Regions from separate parts of the Homo sapiens genome. Here regions 2 and 3 are each linked to region 1. Evidence: chromatin loops called from intact Hi-C (ENCODE). Cell type or tissue: dorsolateral prefrontal cortex. All regions are shown on one strand.

What was found. A loop is a pair of places that touch in the nucleus more often than their neighbours do. Peaks named below come from ENCODE experiments on the same cell type or tissue, not always from the same donor. Only the 100,000 strongest peaks of a DNase experiment are listed, where the experiment ranks them.
Region 2: a loop joins it to region 1, with 9 times the contacts of the local background. A loop is called at or near these places in 102 of 110 quality-filtered maps.
Region 3: a loop joins it to region 1, with 10 times the contacts of the local background. A loop is called at or near these places in 73 of 110 quality-filtered maps.

The regions. Positions count from the first base shown.
Region 1 is chr6:161,370,191-161,378,190 of GRCh38, reverse strand. The region is part of intron 10 of PRKN (parkin RBR E3 ubiquitin protein ligase); the gene reads left to right. Among named protein-coding and RNA genes, the nearest start is that of AGPAT4, 100 kb to the right of the region's middle. RefSeq lists enhancers at 2,474-3,014, 4,209-4,358. In dorsolateral prefrontal cortex, CTCF peaks have their summits at 4,131 (motif pointing right), 6,988 and 7,192 (motif pointing right); DNase peaks (open chromatin) are centred at 2,430, 2,844, 4,130 and 7,200; H3K4me3 peaks cover 1,215 bases; H3K27ac peaks cover 2,778 bases.
Region 2 is chr6:160,927,784-160,935,783 of GRCh38, reverse strand. It overlaps LOC102724087 (a long non-coding RNA gene), which reads right to left. Exons shown (of 6, transcript NR_187757.1): 3 at 7,768-7,921. Among named protein-coding and RNA genes, the nearest start is that of MAP3K4, 60 kb to the left of the region's middle. RefSeq lists an enhancer at 4,773-5,067. In dorsolateral prefrontal cortex, CTCF peaks have their summits at 2,330 (motif pointing right), 4,713 and 4,912 (motif pointing left); DNase peaks (open chromatin) are centred at 2,322, 4,415 and 4,903; H3K4me3 peaks cover 1,367 bases; H3K27ac peaks cover 1,181 bases.
Region 3 is chr6:160,729,076-160,737,075 of GRCh38, reverse strand. PLG (plasminogen) reads right to left here. Exons shown (of 19, transcript NM_000301.5): 11 at 5,844-6,025; 12 at 5,183-5,331; 13 at 2,988-3,081; 14 at 69-189. Among named protein-coding and RNA genes, the nearest start is that of PLG, 31 kb to the right of the region's middle. RefSeq lists a silencer at 3,808-3,887. In dorsolateral prefrontal cortex, a CTCF peak has its summit at 3,842; a DNase peak (open chromatin) is centred at 3,815; H3K27me3 peaks cover 289 bases.

The sequences.
Region 1 (8,000 bases):
CAAACATGCGGACATGTCCTGCCCCTCCCATGGGTCTGTCCACGTGCCTGCTCTGCAGAGCTCCTTGTCTTACCTGTCCTCAGTCTTCCAGATTTTCTCTGTCCCTGCCCTTAAAGAGGCTGCCAAGACGTTTGCCACTGCTTAGGAGCTTGTATCTCTTCCTAACTCAGGACTCTTTCCTTTCCACACACAGTCCACTGTCAGCTGCTGCCTCATCTGTTTGGGCTGCTGTCACTCAATACCGTAGACTGGCTGGCTTATAAACAACACACATTTATTCCTTCCAGTTCTGGAGGCTCAGAAGTCAAAGATGAATGCACTAGCAGATTTGGGGTCTCATGAGGGACCACTTTTTGGTTTGTAGATGACGTCTTCTAGCTATACCCTCACATGGTAGAAGGGGCAAGACAGCTCTCTGGGGCCTCACAGGATGAGAGGTGACTGGTTAATGCCCTCTCTTTATAAGGGCACTAATCCCATTCCCGAGGGCTCTGACTTATGACCCAATCACCTTGCAAAGGCCTCACCTCCTAATCCCACCGCCTTGGTGATTAGGTTTCGACATAGGAATCTGGGGAGACACAAACACTCGGACCATAGCAGTTGCGTTGCCCAAGGCTCTGCTTATTGACAGGGTCTCCCCTCACCACTCTTTCAACCCTAAAGAGGATTACAGGATAGCGACAGTGCATTTTTGGCTTGCAGCCGTATGTTAAGCTAACTCAATTGTGAACCAAGCTTGGATCCCTCAGTGTGTCATAAGGAATCTCCCCAGCCCGGCCACTACCACCGTGGGGCCATGGTTGTGAGCCCAAGGAGAGGCAGTCATGCCACGGTGTGGATGGCACGGGGGTCTGAGGACCTGCTTGTGCAGCTCGCTCACGCCCCGTGGGCCTGCTTGGGCCTGGGCCTAGATGCCCCACTTCTGTCTTATGACAATTGCTGCACAGATGCTCCAACTCCACAGGGCTCGGTAGCGTGCCAGGGGCTCTCTTTCAAATGGTCCATCGTTCTCAGCTGCTGAACCCCCAAAATCTTTGCTGGGATGCTCTTATTGGCCCGCAGGTAGCCCCACGTGACCTCTTTTCCCTCCACAGACACCTGGAATCCACAGGGTCTGCCTGCGTGCACAGCCGCAGAGACAGGGCGCTTGCATGCCGCCTGACCCTGCCCTTTGCTCCTCGGGGCCCCACTCAGAGCTTCCAGCACTTTCTTCCAACAGTGACAGGCTCCTCTTTGGCCACTGGCGGGAGGGATTCCAGCTCTAACTCCATTTTAGAGTTTGCTTCCTAGGACTATCCAGGCACCAAGTGCCACAGGTTATAGGTTCCCAGGAGAACAGGCTCTGAGACTTGCAGGCAGGGAGTGTCTTGGGGTGCTCTCAACAGCACCTTCAGGAAGAGAAGGAAGCAGGGTTGGGCAGAGGTGGAGTCCCACTGCAGTGCGGTTGCCACAGAAGACTGAGGGGAGCCAGAGGTAGGAGGCTAGAGGTGAGCCCTTCGCATCCACCCTCCACCACTGGGCGTGAGCTGCCCTATCGCCGTGATGTGACGGTGTGACCTCAGTCCCAAGGTGGTGGGACTGGGAGCAGAGCAGAGCACCCCCTAAAAGGGCCAAACCAGAGACACACCAGGCACCAGGAATCCGGCCAGGGAATACAGAGGAGGGGATGGGCTTGAGGTCGGATCTGCAGAACTTGGCAGTGGATTAGAAGACAGGATGAGAGGAGACGGGTTAATGTTGATGCATGAATGTCTAGCTTAGAACGATGGTGGTGCCATTGGCTGGAAGAGGAGACAGAAACAAAAGCAGGTTGTTCGGGGAGACACACATTCATTGTGGACATCTCAGCTAGGGGTTCAGTGGGGAAAGGAGTGGATGCCTAGACCACCTCAGAGGAGAATCCAGGCTGGAGCCAGCGATCAAGATGCAAGACTGACAATCTCCAACGAACTGCCCCTTATCCATGCTCCCCACACCCACACCCACCCCTTCAGAGTTACAGTCCAGGAGAGGCTAGGAGGTGCACCTCCCTCAGTGGAGGACACTGAAGCAGCAGTGGCTCCAGGGAGCTGAGATCTTTTTTGATCTATTTTGCCCCAGCATCTCACCGCAGAGCCGTCTCTCAGCCATTGACTGCCTTCACACACAAATGCAGTCCCAGTATTGGGAGATGGGTGTAATTTATTATTCCCGGAGATCTAGATCCCCGGTTATTTGGGAGTGTATTTTCTGAACTGCTTGTTGGTTTAAGTAAAGCAGGTTTGATGCCACTTCTCTTGAATCCATGACCCTGGACCCGCCGCCTAAGTGGATGTGCAGATGGGATGGAACGGCTGCGACAGATCTCCATTAAAGCCAGCGCGTCGTTCGGGCTCGGCCTTGCGCTGTGAAAAGCTGAGTCAGTGCCAGGACAGCACCCGCCCCTCTGCAGTGCGTTTCCAAGGCACTCAGCTTGTGTGCGAAGGTTTGCTCTGGGGCAGCAGAAATGGCCCTTGGCAGGTCGTCAAAGGCCCGGTTTCATTTCCTCCTCTTCCAGGCAAGTTGCTCAAAGGCTCACAGCCTTTTCGTCGCCTGCCACACAGAGCCAGTAAGATCTACCAAGCTATAAATAATGAAATGAGTGTGTGTTTCGCCGTTTGTAAGTTGCAAAGTATTACAAAATGGTGAAACTTGGGGGTTTGGGTTTTTAAGGCTGAATGCTAAAACTGTCAGGCACTGTGGAGAGAGGAAAGGAAAGATAAGATTGACTGGGATTGAAAGACAAGTGAAGGCATGCTTGCGTGGGTACACACACAGTGACACCACACGCCTGCCCCTGGAGGCCGATCCTGACCATGCAGACCTGGGGCTGGGGCTCTCCAAGCGCTCTCCTGCACTGCAGAAACCCTTCTTCTCTTCTGGACTGTCACTCCAGCACGGCAGAGCACCAAGGCTCTGCAACGCACTTCCCTGGGGTGCAGCTTCCGGCCAGGGGCGTCCTCCCTCTGCAGGAGCCTCAGCACCCCCGGGGGGTTCCCTCCACCCCCAGGAGTTCTGCCTTGAGGGGCATGGCCTGCGGGTCCCCTGAGCTCGCTCACCTGTGGGGGTCACGGCCTGCGGGTCCCCTGAGCTCACTCACCTGTAGGGGTCACAGCCTGCGGGTCCCCTGAGTCTTCCTCTGCACGGCCACAGTGCAGCCTCCACCAGATGCCTGCCTGGCCTGACACATGGGACCCTCCTCTGAAAATGATGCTGTCCTGAAGGCTTTTGGATTCCAGAGGGGTTTCAGGATCCCAGCAGAGTTGGTAAAAAAGGTCTGAATGTAAATTCTGAACCGACTTTGCAAGTCTATACCCTGTATACCCTGTGTACTAGACTCCATAAACAAGCAGCTAGAACAAGTTCGCAATGTGGAAAATATTTTTATAGAAACTTATTGTCACAGCTACACACCACACACACACACACACCACACATATGTCACACATGCCACACACATAAACATAACGCACACATCACACATACACACCACACATATATAACACACATCACACATACACACACACCACACATACATCACACATGCCACACACATACACACATACACACACCACACACATGCACCACACACCCATTACACACACCACACACACATCACACACCACACACATGCACCACACACCCATTACACACACCACACATACATCACACACACCACACACACCACACACCCATCACACACACCACCCATATGCACCACACACCCATCACACACACCACACATATGCACCACACACACATAAACATACACACCACATCCACATACACCACACATACACAACACACACGGCGCACACATATACATAACATGCACACCATGCGTTACACACACAACACACGCGCACCACATATACCACACACACATACATACACACCACACACACTGCACATACAGCATACGCATATACACAACACACATACACACAGAACACACACCACACACAGATACATAACACTGCACACACTCGCCACTCACATACACACCGCATACCCCACGGGCATTTGGAGCTCCTCAAAGGAAAGCGCCCCTGGCAATTCTCTGCACACCCCACTCAGTATCAGGAGGGAAGCAGCTGCAGTGCGCCTCTGATGCACCAGATGGCGCTAAACCCTTAAGGAAAATGCTGGATTTGTCCAGAAACAAAAATAAAATGACCTGGGGGAAAAGGGAGTGAACGCCACTTTGAAAGGCACCCCAGCCACGCCTGCATAGTGGCCCAGCCGACAACAGGCAAGAGGGAATCGAAGGACTGTGTCCCCAGGAGGAGCATTTCTGAGAGGTGTGCAGATTTGAAAAGCTAACAGCTGGATCCTGGCCCCCATAATTCCTTCATTAAAAACGGGGCTGGCAGGGGGGACAAAATATTGTCACTCCACAGAAAAGCATGTTGACCATGTGTGAGGAAAACGGTTCACCTGCTCTACACTTGTTCCTTGCAAGCACAGAGGCATAGCCCGTTTAAACTCAGCACCCCGCAAGCACAGAGGTGTAGCCCATTTAACTCATCACCCCTGCAAGCACAGAGGCATGGCCATTTAACTCATCACCCCTGCAAAGCACAGAGGTATAGCACATTTAAACTCAGCACCCCTGCAAACACAGAGGCATAGCTCGTTTAAACTCAGCACCCCTGTAAGCACAGAGGCATAGCCCATTTAGGCTCAGCACTGCTGTTCTCCAGGGTTGCATTTACCTTCTTTCAGCAAGGACTAGGTGTTCCCACCCGTGTCTGAGGAATCCAAGACAAGCAGAGGGGGCTTGAAGTCAAACAGATCTAGTCTTAAACATGAGTTTCAGCCTAGCTGTGATGGGTAATTTTCTGTGTCAATGTAGCTGGGCCACACAGCCCAGTTGTTGGAACCAGCAGTAGTCAAGGTGTCGCTGTGAAGGTATTTTTGTAGACGTGGTTAACATCTATACTCAGTTAACTTTGAGGTCAAGGAGATGACCCTCTATAATGTGGGTGGGCCTCACCCAGTCCATGGAAGGCCTGACGAGCAAAGACCTCGGTTTCCCAGAGAAGAGAAAAATTCTGCCCTACCGAGTGTGGTGGTTCACACCGGCAGCCCCACACTTTGGGAGGCCAGGGTGGGAGGATCACTTGAAGCTAAGAATTCGAAACCAGCCTGGGCAACAAAGTGAGACCCCATCTCTACAAAAAATATTTTTTAAAGATCAGCAGAGGACAGAAGCATGTGCCTGTAGTCCCAGCTACTCGAGAGCCCAGGATTTCCAGGCTAGAGTGAGCTATGATCTTGCCACAGCACTCCAGCCTGGGCAACAGAGTGAGACCCTGTCTCAAAAAAAAAAAAAAAAAAAAAATAGGGTCTCTCTGTCTTTGTTGACCACAGTGTATGTAGACCTTCTGCGAGCAGTAGTTCTCCGAAGCTCTGCAGGCTAGCGACATCGGCATCACCTAGGAATTTGTTGAACTGCCAGTCCTTGAGCGCAATCCCAGACCTATGGATTCAGACCCAGAGGGGTAGTGGGGGAGCCACAGCACAAGCGCTTCCGGTGCCGCTGGTCTGAGAGCCGCCGTTCTGCTAATGGGGAAGCTCCACAAGGCAGGGATTGTTGGCTTGCTATTTGTCATCTCTCTTGTTTACTGGGATGTATCCCCAGGGTCCAGGACAGTGCCTGGCACATCTTAGACACCCAACACATGTTTCTTGAATGAAAATATTTCTGCATTCACTCTAGCAAAAATAATAGTCTACTTTGTGCCAGAATAACTATACTTTGCACAAAAGGTAGGCTCTGTGGTCGGCTTTGACCCCTCTCACATCCTATTAGTGATGATTCCGCATTCAGAATCCCATCTATGTGGATAATTTTGGTCACTGCTGACCTAAGCCAACCAAAAACTAGAGAATGTCATTATCAAAAATACAAATCAGCATATTTTCTAGCTCAAGTGTAGATTTTTCCCATATGTCAACTTGTAACAATAGTTGAACACAAAGCACTTTTAAAATAACCAATAAATGGTACCTATTAATAATTCTGCTACTTAATATTTATGTTGTTCCATTTCCCCCATTAATCTCAAAATAGGTTGATAGATATTATTTTAATTCACTTCCCCTTTAGGAAGCATTTAGGGCCCCATGGGGCAAGACTCTGTAAGATCTCGTCTGTGGCACTTGGCACACATTCCACTCCTAGCAGAAATCACCACTGTTAGAATCATTGTCAAAAATGCCCTTCTGGGCCAGGCATGGTGGCTCATGCCTGTAATCCCAGCACTTTGGGAGGCCGAGGCAGGCAGATCACCTGAGGTCAAGAATTCGAGATCAGCCTGGCCAAAGTGATGAAATCCCATCTCTACTAAAAATACAAAAATTAGCGAGGTGGGGTGGTGCATGCCTGTAATCCCAGCTACTCAGGAGGCTGAGGCATGAGAATCGCTTGAACCCAGGAGGTGGAGGTTGTAGTGAGCCGAGATTGTGTCATTGCACTCCAGCCTAGGTGACAGAGCAAAACTCCGTCTCAAAAATAGATAAATAAATAAAAACAAATGCCCTTCTGAATTGCATTCTAAAGCATGGCTTGGGGAGTTTGGAGCTTAGTGGAGTAGCCTTGTATTGCTTACAGTGTAGCCTTGTATTCCCCGGAGCCCTTGGCTAGACACCCCATTAAATCCCAACACTCTGATGATTTCTCTTAAAAAAAATAACAAAATAGGCCGGGCGCAGTGGCTCACACCTGTAATCCAAGCACTTTGGGAGACGGAGGCGGGCAGATCACCTGAGGTCAGGAGTTCAAAACTAGCCTGGCCAACATGGTGAAACTCCGTCTCCTCCCTCAGCCTCCCAAGTAGCCGGGTGTGGTAGCAGGCACCTGTAACCCCAGCTACTTGAGAGGCCGAGGCAGCAGAATCATTTGAACCCAGGAGGTGGAGGTTGCAGTGAGCGGAGATTTCACCATTGCACTCCAGCCTGGGCAACAGGAGCGAAACAACGTCTCAAAAAAAAAAATAACAAAATACATTTAAATATATACATATATACATATTCTCCAAAAAGAGATAGTCATAAGACAATGTGAGAACAACAAAACATGTTTTGGTGACACCCGTTGCCAAGCAGTAACGTTGACTAGCTCAAGGCCCCTGAAAAGTGATGCCATTTTCTTACTCACCAGCAGGAGGCGGGCTGCTCACACGCAGCAGTGCTCAACTGGCCCACCTGCTTGACTGAGCCAGGAAGGCTGCTGTCTGCAAAGGTGGAAGGTTTCAGTGTTTGTGAGAAGAGAGGCGAGCGTTGATGAGAAAGCTGACATTTAAAAGCTGTCATTCACCTGAAAGCATTCATAGCTGAATTAAGCCAACTCTGTTTTCATGATTAATGACAACTGCTCTTTTTTGGAAAACAGGCTTAAATGGATTTTTAGGATTAGAATAGACTTGTCTAATTATTGGCTACACAGGTGTCACAAATGAGTTTCTCTTAAAGCAGGAAAGATAACACATATGCAGTTCCTTAAGTTATTCTAGCTTCAATGTATATCAATGTGTCTCCTAGGCGCTAATTCGGCTTTTTTTTTTTTTTTTTTTTGACACAGAGTCTTGCTCTGTCGCCCAGGCTGGAGTGCAGTGGCGCGATCTCGGCTCACTGCAAGCTCTGCCTCCCAGGTTCACGTCATTCTCCCATCTCAGCCTCCCAAGTAGGTGGGACTACAGGTGCCTGCCACCACGCCCGGCTAATTTTTTTTTTTTTTTTTTGTATTTTGAGTAGAGATGGGGTTTCATCGTGTTAGCCAGGATGGTTTGATCTGACCTCGTGATCCACCCGCCTCGGCCTCCCAAAGTGCTGGGATTACAGGTGTGAGCCACCGTGCCCAGCCTAATTCAGCTTTTAAAACCTATATAAGTACATTTTGATTTACCAGTGGAGTTTTGTGTGTGTGTGTGTGTTTATAGAGACAGGGTCTCATTATATTGACCAGTCTGGCCTTG
Region 2 (8,000 bases), 440 kb after region 1:
GCATTATATTTTCTGATATATATTACAAAGCAACAGTAATCAAAACAGTATGGTACTGGCATGAAAACAAACACAAAGATCAATGAAACCAAATAGAGAATCCAGAAATAAATCCATGCATCTACATTCAGCTGATCTTTGACAAGGGTGACAAGAACACAAAATGGGAAATAGATTGTCTCCTCCATAAATGGTACTGGGAAAACTGAATATTCACATAGAGAAGAATGAAATTGGACCTTTATCTCACACCACATACAAAAAATAACTCAAAGTAGATTAAAAACATAAACATAAGATCTAAAACTGTGAAATTACTGGAAGAAAACACAGAAGAAAAGCTTCTTGACATTGGTTTGGGCATTGATTTGTTGGATATGACCCCAAAGGAAAGGTAACAAAAACAAAATAGACAAATGGGATTGCATGACATTTCTGCACAGCAAAGGAAACAATCAACAGAACGAAAAAGTAACATTAGGAATGGGAGAAAATATTTGCAAACCATACATCTGATTGGGGTTAACTTCAAAAATATGTAAGAAGCTCAAACAACTCAGTGGCAAAAAGAAAACCCAAATAACCCAATTTTTTAAATGGGCAAAGGACCTGAATAGACATTTATCAACAAAAGACAGACAAGTGGAGAACAGGTATATAAAAAGGTGCTCAAATTCACTACTCATCAGAAAAATGCAAATCAAAGAAATATATGGGCTGGGCATGGTGGCTCACGCCTATAATCCCAGCACTTTGGGAGGCTAAGGAGAGAGAATTGCTTGAGGCCAGGAGTTTTGAGACCAGCCTGAGCAACATAGTGAGACCCTGTCCCTATAAAGAAATAAAGAATTAGCTGGGCATGGTATTGTGTACCTGTAGTTCTAGCTACTTGGGAGGCTGAGGCAGGAAGATTGCTTAAACCCAGGAGTTTGAAGTTACAGTGAGCTATGATCGCACCTCTGCACTCCAGCCTGGGTGACAGAGTAAGACCTATCTCTAAAAATAAAAAACAAAACAAAAGAAAAACCTACACTCTAATATCACCTTAAACCTACTAGAATGACTATTATCAAAAAGGCAAAAGATGACTCGTGTTGGTGAGGATACGGAGAAAAGGGAAGCTTGGCACACTGTTGGGGGAAATGTAAATTGTGGCCATTATGGAAAACAGAATGGAGGTTCCTCAAACAATGAAAAGTAGGGTGTGCATACTGTGTGGGTGTGGTGTGTGTGTGCATGCTGTGTGGTGTGCATGGTGTGACTGTATATGTGTTATGGATTTGTGGTATGTGTGAGGTGTGTATATGATGTGTGTGCATGGTGTAAGCATGGTGTATGTGCATAGTGTATGTACGGTGTGTGTGTGCAGCGTGTGGTGGGTGATCTGTGTGTGGTCTGTGTGTGTACATGGTGTATGGTGTGTTGTGGGTGTGTGGTGTGTTGTGTGAGGTGTGTGGTGTGTGCGGTATGTGTGCACACAGTGTATGTATGGTGTGTGTGTGTGTGTGTGTGTGGTATATTGTTGATGGTACATTAAAGAGAATTAAATCCTAATATTGCAGGGTGGGAAGTCCATAGGTAATGATTAAAAGAGAAAAAAGAAGTACCAGGGTCAGAAGGTTATTTAGAGATTTGAAGGTAAATGCCAACAGGATCAGTTTAAAGAGTCGAAGTGTTTGCCTCTGGGGAGAAGGAAATTCAAGCTTTTTTATAGAACTTTTTGACTCTTTAAACTATGAGCATATATAAAGTTGACTTTTAAAAACTAATTAAAAGAATTTTTAAATGTTCCAAAACAGGTTGGATGAGTACACACTTCATCATGATTGTGGCTGAGGGAGACTGGGTTAGAGAAGAGAGGATGAGCCAGAAAGTTCCAGGGACTGGGGAAAAGTTAAAAGGAGAAAATGTTCACAATTGTTAACTGCAGGTTGTGGGAAAGTTGGTAAGTTGCTTCAATGTTTGCTCCCTCTGTACTTTTTCATATATTTAACATTTCTTAAATTAGCTTAATAATGAACTACGTAATCAGCTATAGAGTTGAGGGTGTGGAGCTTACACAGGACAGCTGAGCTACCGGTTTAAAATGAATGGTATTTTTTAAAATGACTATTTGGAGGATTAACAGAAATAGAACACCCAAACAAGGGTTGATAAGAAAGGACCCCAGGGCTCTGTCTCAGCTCTCCTGGCCACACCTGGAGGACATGGGCCTCTCCAAGGTCTCACGCTTTCAGGAGGTGTTGATGAAGGATATGGAGAGACCTGAAGCTCTGGGCGCTGCGCAGTCTGAGAAGAGAAGCTCCAGGAACGTGGGAGCTGAGTGCAGATACCGGAGGGCTGTCATCCAGCAGAGGGAGTAGGTGACGACTGGCCTAGCGAGGGACCCTTATCAAGGCTACATTTGTAGATCACTTTGTTTGTGTGGGGCACTGCTGTGACTGCATTAAATTTCCACTTACCTAAATCCATTTTTGTGCACTTGTTTTCTACTCTTGTAAGAAACACAACAGCGTCAACCTCAAAACAGTAATCTAGTCAAAGGAGCAATTCCCAAGGCACGACATGTGGGGAATTCAGATTCATCAGCACCCACAGAGACTACAGTGATTATTGATAACGCCAACTTAACGCCTGGCCAGCAGCATGGATCCTGACCTCCACTATTCTTGTGTGTTTACGGAATCACACAAAAGTGCAGTGTTTTCATTTTTGCTGCTTGTTTCACAGGTCTGTATAACCCACTTTTAAAGTCAAAAAGGCCAATAAAAGTATAAACTCAGTACAATGTATAATATACCTATTTCATATACATATGAATAGATATACACTTTTACACATGTATGCATATGTATCATATGCGTCAATTACTAGATGGAATAGAATTTTTTTTTTTTGAGACCGAGTCTCTGTCACCCAGGCTGGAGTGCAGCGGCATGATCTCAGCTCACTACAACCTCCGCCTCCCAGGTTCGAGCGATTCCTCTGCCTCAACCTGCTGAGTAGCTGGGATTACAGGTGCGTGCCACCATGCCCAGCTAATTTTTGTATTTTTAGTAGAGATGGGGTTTCACCATGTTAGTTAGGCTGGTCTCGAACTCCTGACCTAGTGATCTACCCACCTCAGCCTCCCAAAGTGCTGGGATTACAGGCATGAGCCACCATACCCCACCTAGAATTTTTTAAAATTGAAATATTTTCCAGTTTTTAAGCATATCAGCATATCAGCTAACTTTAAAGTGTTAATGTCACTGTACTTATAAATTATTGAAGCTTAAACTTTAGAATAGTGGAGGATAAGTTAAACGTAGCAAAAAGATTTCTCCTTTATTACTTCTTTTTTTAAAAAATATTTTTTTTTTTGGCACAAGCTCTCGCTCTGCTGCCCAGGCTGTAGTGCAGTGGTGCAATCTTGGCTCACTGCAGCCTTGTCCTCCTGGGCTCAATCATCCTCCTACCTCAGCTCCCGAGTAGCTGGGGCTACAGGCGTGCGGCCACCACACCCGGATAATTTTTTTGGTATTTTTTGTAGAGATGAGGTCTTGCCATGTTGCCCAGACTGGTCTTGAACTCCTGTGCTCAAGCAGTTCTCCTGTCTTGGCCTCCCAAAGTGCTGGGATTACAGGAGTGAGGCACTGCACGTGCCCTATTGCTTCTTTAAATAAGGGACAAGAGATATAAAGAGAAAACAGGAAGTACCTTCTCCCTCTGTAACTTATGAGGTAAGCAGCTAATTGATCATATGGTAAAGAAGAACCAAATAAAATTAGTGTCTCAAAATATCAGGAGCACTGCTTCTGTGAAATCAGTTAAAGTACATGTCCATATTAGTCATCCATTGATACACATGCTTATTTTCCTAAGTGAATTCTCCACAATTCTGAAAACCAGTGAAAAGATTATCTCATGTTAGTTCTACACAAAACCAAGCATCGCATGTGACTCTCCATGTTTCAAGGCATACACATCCCTTTCCACCGAGGATCAAAGTGCCCTACACCAAGGATCAAAGTGCCCTATGGGAAGCAACTTCTTGCCTTTTAAACCAGATTCAGTAAACAAAAACTGTTTTGCATAGCTGACAAAAGATCACACTGATTGCACAAAACAAGGTCAGCCTGTGGAAGGAAGCTTACAAGGTCAAATGGGGCACGTTAAGGAGGCGTAACCCATCACATTGACTTTTCTGCTGTTAGAATTTTTTTCTGGTAAAAAATACAGGTATCAGGATTCCCTGTGTCCAGCAGGTGTTAGAACAGAGGAAGACAGAGGGCGGCCTCCTGCAAAACATCTCCTACCCTTGCCAGTTTCCAATCCAGTGTCCAGGGGCTGGAGCATCAGGGCTCCCCGTGCTTGCGCTTGGAAGCAGAAACGCCCTCAAGCCCCAGTTCTCTCAGGGGCTCCGACCCACCTACCTGGGGTTCAGCCCCGGAGCCAGCGGCTGGACCGAACGGGGTCGCGCCCTGGAACACAGGGCGGGCGAAGGAGAAAAGCCCAGCTGGCAGCGCATGGGCGAGCGTCCTGCCTTTCCCAGCGGCCTTGGCCTGGCCATCATGGGCTTGCGGGAGGGGTCCGCCCACCCGCGCCCCCGCCCCGGGCCCCAGCCCCGTGCCTGCGCCTCTGCGGAGCGCAAGCGGCCTTGTTCCTCTCCCGCGGGGGACCCTTCGCGAGCTCCAGAAGCATCAGTGTCCTCCGGGCGGCCGCGGGCCCGCTGCGGCTCCCACCCTGGCGCCCCTGGATTGCTCTCCCCACTCTCAGCCTTACGCCCCACTCCTTCCACCCCGAATTTTGCAGCCTCAGGACTTGAACCATCTGCTGGCTGAAGTCACTTGGGACAAAACCCACGACAGGTTTTGGGAGCTGGACACTCCCTCCCAAGGAGGCGAGGGCGCGCAGCGAAGTGTGGGGTGTGCCGCCCCCTGCCGGCCTGGGTGACGTTCGCTTCTGCTTCCACGCTGCCCAGCAATGTCCAATTGGAACGTTTGGAAGGCAAGGCTGAGAATAAATGCTGTTTGCAAATTCCAGAAAAGAAAAAAAAATGTTGTTCTTCTATTTAGCAAAAGGTTTTCCCAGCCAAGCCAGCACTTCTGTGGGTAGTATTTAAGTCTTAAGTGCGTCAGAGCTGTTGCCTGCAGGCGCTGGTATTGCCCAAGGGGAAGTATCAGGACAATGTCTACGAAAACTCCAGGATCTTGGATGAAGCAACCTTTCCACATTAAGTTTGTAGCATAATCTACCAGGTCTCCTACGATTTACCCGTCATGCAAAAGGAGCAAGTTTCTGCAAAACAGGGCTTTCAAAGAGCCTTTTCAGGAGAAGAAAATGTTGGAAGAGCTAATTTGTTGCCTACTTGTTGTTCACTTTGCAACTAAAACTAATCCCCTTAAAGGTATTTATGGGTATGAATGATAAATAATGAAAAGGATCAAAATAGGAATGTTTCATTCACTTTAACCTGGCCCATGCTGTGCACTTCAGGCCCTAGACTCTGGTTTGAACTCTGTGATTTCTATCATTCCTTGGCTTTGTTTGCTTCATTGCTTGGGCTTTCAGACTGATCAGAGTTCTGTGAATACAGTAGGTGCTCAATAAATCCTTAATCTGGGTACTACCATTGATGCCTGTGGCAGTGACTGCAGATGGGCGGGCTCCTGCAGCAGCGAGGCGTGGGGCTAGAGGGCCTGGCTCTGGCATCCAACCCTGCTCCATCTGCCACAAAAGCTGTGTGACTTTGGGGAAGTTATGAACCTCTGCTGAACTCTCTGTGGGTAAAATGAGAGTAGTAGCAATAGCACCTCCCTCATAGGGTTGGAGTGAGGAGTAAATGAAATAACCTGTGTAAAGAACCTGGTATGGTGCCTAGTGTTGTGTAAACTACTAATTGGACAGGGGAGTAGTATCCAGAATATACAAGGAACTCAAACATCTCAACAGCAAAAAACCAATGCAGTTAAAATACGGGCAAATGATCTGAGCAGACATTTCTCAAAAGAAGTCATACAAATGTCCAACAAATATATGAAAATGTGCTCAATATCACTAATCATCAGCGAAATGGAAATCAAAACCACTATGAGGTATTAGCTCACCCCAGTTAGGATGGCTATTATCAGAAAGACAAAAAATAACACATGCTGGTGAGGATGCAGAAAAAAAGGGAACTTTTCTACACAGTTGGTGGGAATTTAAACTAGTACAATCTCTCTGGAGAACAGTATGGAGGTTCCTCAAAAAACTACAAATAGAAGTACCATATGATCCAGCAATCTCACTACGGGGCATTTATCCAACAGAATGGAAATCATTATATCACAGAGTCATCTGCAGCCCCGGGTTTATTGCAGCTCTGTTCACAATAACCAAGACATGGAATCAACCTAGTTGTCTGACCACACATGAATGGATAAAGAAAATGTGGCATATACATACCATGGAATACTATTCAGCTATAAAAAATAATGAAATCCTATTATTTGCAGCAACATGGATGAAGCTAGAGTACATTATGTTAAACAAGCCAGGAGCAGAAAGATTAACACTGTATGTTCTCACTCATAGGTGGCAGCTAAAAGAAGTTGATCTCAAGAAGTAAAAAGTAAACAGAAGATACTAGAGGCTGAGAAGGGTCCCAGGAAGGGAGGGATAGGGAGAGAGTTGTTAAAGGCTACAAATTACAGCTTGAAAAGAGGAATAGTTCTAGTGTTCTACACCACTGTAGAATGTCAACAGTAGTATAGTGAATAGTGTCAAATAGCTAAAAGGAGGATGTTGAATGTTTCCAACACAAATATATAATAAATGATAAACATTTGAGATGACATATATGCTAATTACCCTGATTTGATCACTATACATTATATGTATTGAAACATCTTATGTACCTTATGAATATGTACAATTATTATTTGTTGACAAGCATTTTTTTTTGAAAGCTTGATCTCATATAATTAGAGTAGAATAGTGGTACCAGAGGACGAGGAAGGTAGTTGGGGAGAGAAGAGAAGTTGGTCCATGGTTTCAAAATTCCAGTTAGACAGAAATAATAAATTCTGGTGTTCTATTACACACTAGGGTGACTATAGCTAATAATAATATATTGTATATTTCAAAATAACTAGAAGAGAAGATTTTGAATTTTCTCACCACAAAGAAAGGATAAATGTTTAAAGTGATAGATATGCTGATTACCCTAATTGATCATTATACAATATATCCATGCACTGAAACATCACACTGAACCCCATAAATATGTACAATTGCTATGTGTCAATTACAAATGAAATGAAACATTTAAAAAAGAGCTTAGTAAAGTGATTAGTATGTAGGCATTAATCAATCAAGTATAGATATTATTATTCCTCCTCCCAGTAGTAAATTGCAGTACAGTGGTTAAAAGTAATCACTTAAGACCTAGATATTTGGGTTAGAACCTGGCTCCACCAATTTCCATTGGCATACTTTGGGCAAATGAGTTTCAATGTCCTGATCTATAAGTGGTAATAATAAAAGAGAAAAATCTGGTGATTGTAGCGTGGTATAGGCAATTCATAGTGCTGTTAGTGCCTGGCACAGATGGAAAACCTACAATAAATCATAGCTAGTACTAAAATAAAAATTGTAAGGATATGTTTAGATTAGCCACCAATGCTTAATTGTCCTCTAAGGTAATAATGTCTTTGTCTAATTTTACCTTTCCACTTATTTTCTTATCAAAATGTTGATAGCTAGGGATTGCCAGAGGGTCTGAACTCAGTGACACCTTCCCACCTGAAGGTCAAGGGCTGTCTGCAGCCCCTGGTGGAACCCTGGTTGCCGACATCAGTCCTTCCGCTTAGAGCAGTTCTTGTGCAGTCTTTGATGCAAGGTAATTTTGGAAGAATTGCTTCAAGGATGTTCAATGGTGACTGCTACCGATTGCAGCCTGGTGGGTAGAAAGGATATTCAGAGAGATCAAATGCAGTGGCCTTAGCTCCCACAGTTACTCATATATTGAAACTTGG
Region 3 (8,000 bases), 640 kb after region 1:
AAATGTAGAAGGGTTTTGCAGGGCTTACGTGGAGGGACAGTATAAATCGTTTCTGGGCCTGTTCTTACCTTGTTCTAAGACTGACTTGCCAGGGCCAGGAATGTGGGTGGGCCACACACCCCCCTACAACCCTTCCAGGACATTTCTTCGGCTCCACTTGAGGCTTCCCACAATCAAATGAAGGGGCCGCTGTGGCACAAGGTGGGAAAGAAATCCCATTTGAGACAAGGTAGCAATTTTGTGGTGTAATTCGAGACAAATTCCAAGCACTGAGTTTTTGACATCTTAAAGGCCGAACTAAATAGTAAAATCATCATCTTTTGGAACATTTTCTCTAAGTTTCAAAAGTGGTAGTAGACAACACAGGACCCTCTCTTTTCAAGAAAATATAAGCACTTTGTAATTATTTTGTTGGAGAAGTGATCAAACAGACTGGTATAGTTTAGCATCAGAATGAGATATTTTCTGAGAAAACCTTGATTGGGACAAATGGTTATTTGTCATTGTTATTCTGACTCCATGCAGTATGTTTAGAACATGATGCCATCCTTCCCATAATCATCATCATCACCATCACCATCTAAACCATGTAAAGTTTACTGAAAACCATAATTGTCATCACTGCTGAAAGGCACAAAGGTTTATTTTTCCATGTGAGTCTCTGTGTGTGCACGTGTGTGTGTGTGTGTATGTGATTGTATGTAGCAAGGATTACTGTCCTAAGTTGAAATGTTGCCTTCTGTCAGCCAGCTTCAGGACAGCTCCTCTGGGGAGCCTCCCATGACTAACCAACGGCCGTGGGGGTGACTTAAACATATGACTTTATTCTTCTTTTCCTCCTCCCTGCCTTCTCTCTGTAGCCAGCCCACAGGGTCTCTGGAGGTAGGGACAGTGTCCCATCTTTGGTACCATCCACCAATGCCTACAACAGTGCAGGGGCTGCAGAGGGTATTCAAAAATGCTTCTCTGTTGTCTCCAGCCCTTCAAGGTCTTCACAAATGTAAATGTTAATATTTTAAATAATTGTTCATACAATTATTAGTAACAACTGTAAGAGGAAATTCCTTCCCAACCAACCAGAGATTCTATGCTCTAGTGAATCTGGAACCTGGGTTTTCCAAATAACTTTACATTTGCCATGGGCTGTTCTGAGAATCTATCTATGGAAGCCTTTTTTTAAAAAAAGAAGCAAGGCATAGAATGCAATCATCTTCTCTAGTGCTGAGCTCAATTTCTGCTAGTATGCCTTACATACAGTAGACATGCATCGTTGTACTAAAAGAGTAACTACAGAAATGATGGTACCCTGCTCCTACTATTCAAAACAAAACTGAATGTTTCTATTTATTTTTGCTTATTATTATTTGTACTGTATATGTTGGTGGAAAGGAAATAGTTATTAAAATCATTCACCACCAGAGGCTCTAGCTTTCTCAAGCACGAGTCAAACCTGAATAAACCATATCCTTCTGCATGAAACAGTCCTCAGGATTTCCAAGTGTCTGATGGGAACGCTTCTCACCAGGCTTGGGGTTAACCTCACTTGTCTCACATCAAGGTTAGGTGGGGGACCTCACAGTCCTTTGGGAAAAATCTTGTTCCCATTCTTCCTTCTTTCTCCAATCTCTAAGAACCTGATTCTTGTACATCCTCAATGTGGGTGAGGACACCAGAATTGCACCTGGGAAACTACTGCACTTCCCTTCCATGGGAGTCAAAGGTGCATGAGTCCCAGGCACGGTAGTGGGGTCTGAGGCAAGAAAATCAGTCTGGGCTCAACTTCAAGGCAGCCTGTCAAGGATAGAGAGCCCGGGCAGTGAGAGGCAGTGGTGTGTACCAGATGGGGCCAGAAGTGGAGAACTGGAACTGACTCCATCGAGGGACTTTGAGTTAGAGGTGCCACCAAGATGCTTCTGCAGAAAAAGTCAGCTATCAACTCATGCTAAATCCAGAGATCACAATGCCGCATTACAATAATATTGGCCAAGTAGAATCTTTCATACCATCCTAACCCCTCCTTCCTCCCTCTTGGTGTCCCTAGGAGAAGCCCAAATGCGAAGCTGGGCAGTGTGGCTCCCATGATCTTCATCACTGCCCTGTACCACCTTCCCAGGCAATCTCAGGATGCTGGTCTTCAGTGGACTTGGAGGCCAAGCTCCTTCCCCCAGCTCAAGGTCCCTCCACATGGCAGACCCAACCACAAGCAACCAAATTATGCATAGGAGAAGTCCAGGGTGGTTTTCTGTAACTAGGACAAATTGATTGGTCAGCAGAATGTTAAATATGGGACAATTCCAAGTAGCTTCCTTTCTTTTTTTTTTTTTTTTTTTCAGAAATACCCATGGATTTGTTATTCCAATTCTTTAAGAACTAATGTCAACTCCCCTTCCCCTGATCCAAGCCTCATACTCCCAACAAGAGTCTCAGAGCAATGAGGATGGAACCCAACAAGCAGTCTCTAAGCTATGTCACTAATGTGACTTGTGAGTAGTAAACTTATAAGAAAGGCCATCTGGGGCTAAAGAGCTGCACTACCTTTCATTGAATTCCTAGGATGGCCATCTGAGGTTTACAATGTGCGTTACATGCTTACCTGTTTCCTGCTGTTTGTATTTTCTTTCTTACTTCTCAGCTGTGGAAAGGGAAAGTTTTTCATCCGAATGACTCTAAATTTTTCATGCATCCCACGCTAGACATGGCAGCATTCAGTGGGACCATCCTGGGGCTGACTAGATTACCTCTAAGCTTGCTCTTTGGGAATTTTACATTTATTTTATTTATGTGTGCCTGGGGCGATGGGCAGGTGTTCCTCTAACAAATGTGGCCAATAGTAGGGCAGATTCAAGATGCCCATGATGAAGAGTGGGGTCTGATGGAGAGGGCAGCTATCTCCTCCCCAGAAGCAGTCTGCTCAGAAGCCCTTTTCCTTTTTTGTTGCAAATCCATATTAAGTAAGCAGTTTCCTTACCAAAAAGAAGGCAACCTACCACACTGAGGGACATCACAGTAGTCGTAAAGTTTTCTTGGATTTGTCGTGTAGCACCAGGGACCACCTACATCACCATCAGGGTTACGGCAGTACTGAAAACAAGAAGGCATGTAAGCTCCAGCTCACGTGGGGCAGGAGAGGGAGAAGGTGTTCCAAGGCTCACGCATTTCATGTCTATCCTTAGAAGACATAAAGGAGTGTTTCTTTTTCCTTCCTTCTTTTTTTTTTTTTTTTTTTTTTCTGAGGTGGAGTTTTGCTCTTGTCGCCCAGGCTGGAGTGCAGTGGCATGATCTCAGCTCACTGCAACCTCCATCTCCTGGGTTCAAGCGATTCTCCTGCTTCAGCCTCCTGAGTAGCTGCAACTGCAGGTGCACGCCACCACACCTGGCTAATTTTTTTTTCTATTTTCAGTAGAGATGAGGTTTCACCATTTTGGCCAGGCTAGTCTCGAACTCCTGACCTCAGGTGATCTGCTTGTCTCAGCCTCCCAAAGTGTAGGGATTACAGGTGTGAGCCACCATGCTCAGCCTCTTCTTCCTTTCTATTATTATTATTATTATTTTGGCAAAGTTATTTTTTGAATGCTCTAAAGCCGTCCTTCCTGTGCCCCTGTTCAAAAGGAGCTATGAGGCCACACCCCTGGACAGGGAGTGGTGACCCTCGGGGGTCTTTGGAGAATGGGTCTCCCTTCAGGAGCCTGACCCAGTGGAGGCCTTAGAGCCCCAGCACCAAAGGACAGTGGGACATCATTGATGTGCATTGTCCCTGGAGGGCTCAGCGCTCTCCTACCCGATGAAGCCTGTTTGCTGTTGATTCAGAAACATTTATTTCCATGCATTGTGCGCCCTCTATGGGGCAAGACACAGAAAGGCAGTGTTGTCCTCCCCTTCATATGACACTGTGGTAGAATAAGAAACGTATATTTGGTCTCTGCCCCCCAGTTCCTGACACGGAGCTCCTAAATCCCTTGGGGGTTCCTGAGTGAAGGGAGCATCTTTTGTTTGAATGAAGCAACTCTTGGTGGGTTCTTGGATAGTCTCAGGATGGGGCTGGTTGCCAAAGGAACCAACCATGTGATTGCAGGGTTGGAACTGTTCAGCCCCCCACGTCCAACTTCCAGGGAGGGAACAGGAGCTGAAGGTGAGCTGGTCTCCAATGGCCAACGATGTATTCAACTGTGCCTCTGTAATGAAGCCTCCATAAAAACCCAGCAAGACTGCACTTGGAGAGCTTCTGGGTTGCTGAACACTTGGGGTACCGGGGGCTGGTGCACTGGAGAGGGCATGGAAACTCTGAGCCCCTTCTCACATGCCTTGCCCCGTGCATCTCTTCTGTCTGGCTGTTCACCAGGATCCTTTGTAATATCTTTTATAACAAATGGGTAAATAAAAGTAACGTGTTCCCCTGAGTTCTGTGAGCCACTCTAGCAAAGTAATCAAGTAGAAAAACAGATTTTTGTCCAGTTGGGCAGAAGTACAGGTCACCGCCTGGAACTTGGGATTGGCATCTGCAGTGGGGCGGTCTTGTGGGACTGAGCCTTAACTTATGGGATCTGACACTGTCTCCAGATAGAGTGTCAGCACTGAGTTACATTGTAGGACACCCAGCTGGTATCTGCTGGAGACTCGCTTGGGGTGTGAGGAGAAATCCCCCCACATCTGGTGTGAGAAGTGTTATGCTGCATGGGTGTGAGAGTGGGGGAACACAGACACTTTGGTTTTTCCTATATCTCAGTCTTCCCTATTCATAGGCCCCAAAGTAAACCATCGCAGAGAATGCATGAGGCTAAGGGAAGTCCCATGGTGACCTGATGGCCCATCCAAATTTTTTCTCGAAAAATCTGACTTAAATTTCATAAAGGGCATCTTTGATTACTGGAACCTAGCATACAAACACTAGAAACTAGAGACAGTCCCCAATAATGGAAACTTTAAAGAAATGTCACTAAAGGGAAGAGGCCTGAGAACCCTCACATGTGTGGAGGTTTCCTGGCCTGTGCTGCTTGTACTTTCCATACTAAGGCCAATTATATTCTAGCTTAGCCCCCTGATGCCTTTCCAATATTTTCTTCTGTCCCCTCTCCCCCATTACAAAAAAGAGCAGTCCAGGTCAGATTTTCTGTAACACAGAACCAATTCTGTTTGCAAAGATTGGTGAGCAAAAGGCCAAAGAGTCCAAATCAAAGTGGCTTACATTTTTTTCCAGACCCGCCCGTGGATTTGTCTCTGGAGTGAAAATGCTGTGTCTATGGGGCTCCTGGGCAGCCCAGTCCTGGCATGGCGTCCCAGTAACAGTGGTCGCCCTCTTGCCTCGGTATCCTTTCCCATTCCCAAACATACAGTCTGTACAGGGAAAAAATGGATGATTATGAAGAGCCACAGAGACCCAGGATGATATGGAATCAATACAGTCATGTCAGGTTTCTCTAGGATGACAGAATCAGGGGCCACATTCCTCAGAAACTGCAATGCTGAAGACTGCAATGAACGCTGCCTACCTTAAGAAATTACTGGAGATGCTTACTGGCTTGGAAAGAATCACACATATGGCAGCATGATAGAATACGAATTTGGACTGGGATACTGAGATAACCCATTTTAGAACAAGGTGAGTGGTTAAGTTGAGCACCTTGGAGGGTTTGCACCTGTCCTAAAGGCACAGCCCACTCACGTTGTGCCAAAAGTCACACCTCTGCCTCCTTGAGAGAGTGCACTGAGGCTTCCTTCCACATGGCAGACCCTCTAAAAACACTTGATTTCTCGTGTAGCATGGAAGGTTTCTGCATCAGTGAGATTTTCCATGGCTTTTCATCCCAGCGTCCAAGTGTGTAGATGTCCAGCCACAGATTTCTTACCTTCTTCGGAAGGAGTCTCTACATCTGGAAGCAGGACAACAGGCGGAGGTGCTACAACACTCGCTTCTGTTCCTGAGCATTTTTTCAGGTTGCAGTACTCCCACCTGACGCTGGGGTCTGTGGTAAAACACCAGGGGCCTTTATCGGCATCTGGATTCCTGCAGTAGTTCATTGTCAGGCCACTGGAAATTCCAAAACAATACAGGTCACAAGAGGTGGGAGAATATTCAGGGGCACCCAGCACCCTCTACATTTTGTTCTAACAAAGTGTTAACAAGTGGCTTTGAAATATTCCCATTATAGGTACAATAATGTTGTAACAAACAAAAATGGTCCTCAACTTCTAAACAACTGTGTACATTTCAAAGACAGATTTTAATTTTTCTTTAAAAAATCAAAAGTAGTATATGCTCCATATAAAAACTCAGATCATACATAAACATGTAAATAAAAGGATCAGAATATCCCCCTCCCACCTTCTGCCAAATACATTTCTCAGGAATAACAGGTACAGATTTTAAAGTGCATATTTTATATTTTTATGCACATAAAAGTATATCTCTAACTGTCTAGCTCTCTGTATTTCTCTCTATAGGACTGTATTGTGAAATGTGCATTGGAACTAAAATACATTTCTCCAAGGAGAAAATGACATCCAAGATGGTATCATTCCCAGGCCAGTCACCTTACTCTAAGTACTCACAGTGTAACTAAAGGGATCTACTTTTACTATGAAAAACAACCACGAAAAATAGTGTTACTGTCAATACCGTATCAGGTGTGTCAAGTGGGTTTGTTTCTGCAAGACGTATCAAAGCCACCCTGGGAAACTAGCTCCCAGGCAGGATGCCATTTCTCTAGGATGGGTTCCTGGGCAGGACATCCTCTCCTGCTCTCAATCCATCCTCTGCTGGCCACTGCCACTCCAGGTCTGAGGGAATGGGGGATGAGTTGGAAGAACAGTGGGACTCAAGATATAAAGGGAGACTATGGGATCTGAAGAGGTCGGGCAGCTACGGAGGAGTCCGAAAACAACGGAGTAATAGTCAAAGCAGGCGAGGACCCCGGGCTGGGGGGGATCTTGGAGAATGTGCTCCCCCTCATGCCTCCCAAGAATGTTGCTCCAACCTCTCAGAATCCTCACATTCATGACCTGTGGCTGTCTGAGAAAACGGGAAATGTATTATGTACCATGGGAATGCAACATTGTCTCTCTAGCGACTCTACACATGTGATCTAATCTCAAGCCCAGACACCCCATTTGAGGAAGTTCATAGTCTAAGCAACTGGATGTGTTAAAAGGCTGAGCATTTGAAACAGATTTCCACTCTCTTCAGTTGAGGTATACTTTTACATAGTGTGAAATGCACAGATCTTAAATGTTGTTTGGTGAGTTTTGATGATCACCTATACTTGTGTAAACCACACTCCCATATGATACAGAACACTTCCATTACTCTAGAAACACCCTGTGTCACTGCTCATTCAATTCCTGCTACCCTCTTCCCACTGCCAGAGGGAAATACTATTGGTTTCCTTCACTAAAGATTAGTTTTACCTCTCCTCAAACCTGATATAAATGGGCTCATACAGAATGTACACTTATGTATCTGCCTCCTTTCCTTAATATATTTTTGAGTTCCATCCATCCTATTTGAGAGGATCAGTCACTTCTTCATTTTAATTGCTTAATAATATTCCATTATATGAATAGATCACAAATTATCGATTCATTTTCTCATTGATTGACCTTGTAGTTGTTTACAGTTTGGGGTTATAATAACTAGAGCTGCTGTGAATATTCTTGTAGATCTCTTTGTGGACTTCTGTTTTCATTTCCATGGGGTAAATATTCAGGAATAGAATTGCAGTTTTTTGGGGTAGACTCATAGTTATTTAACTTTATGGAAAACCAGCATACTGTACTTTAACCAGCGTATGCGAGAGCTGCACATCCTCGCTCCACATCAGTGACAGCACTTATTGTTGTGTCTTCTTAATGATACCCATGCCCATTAAGTGTTGGTGACATCTTGTGATGGTTATAATTCTTATATCTTTGATGGCTAAAATGTTGAGCATTTTTTCAGGTGCTTATTGTCCATCTGTCCATCGTTCCCTGAGAAATTTCCTATTCAATTCTGTTGCCCATTTTAA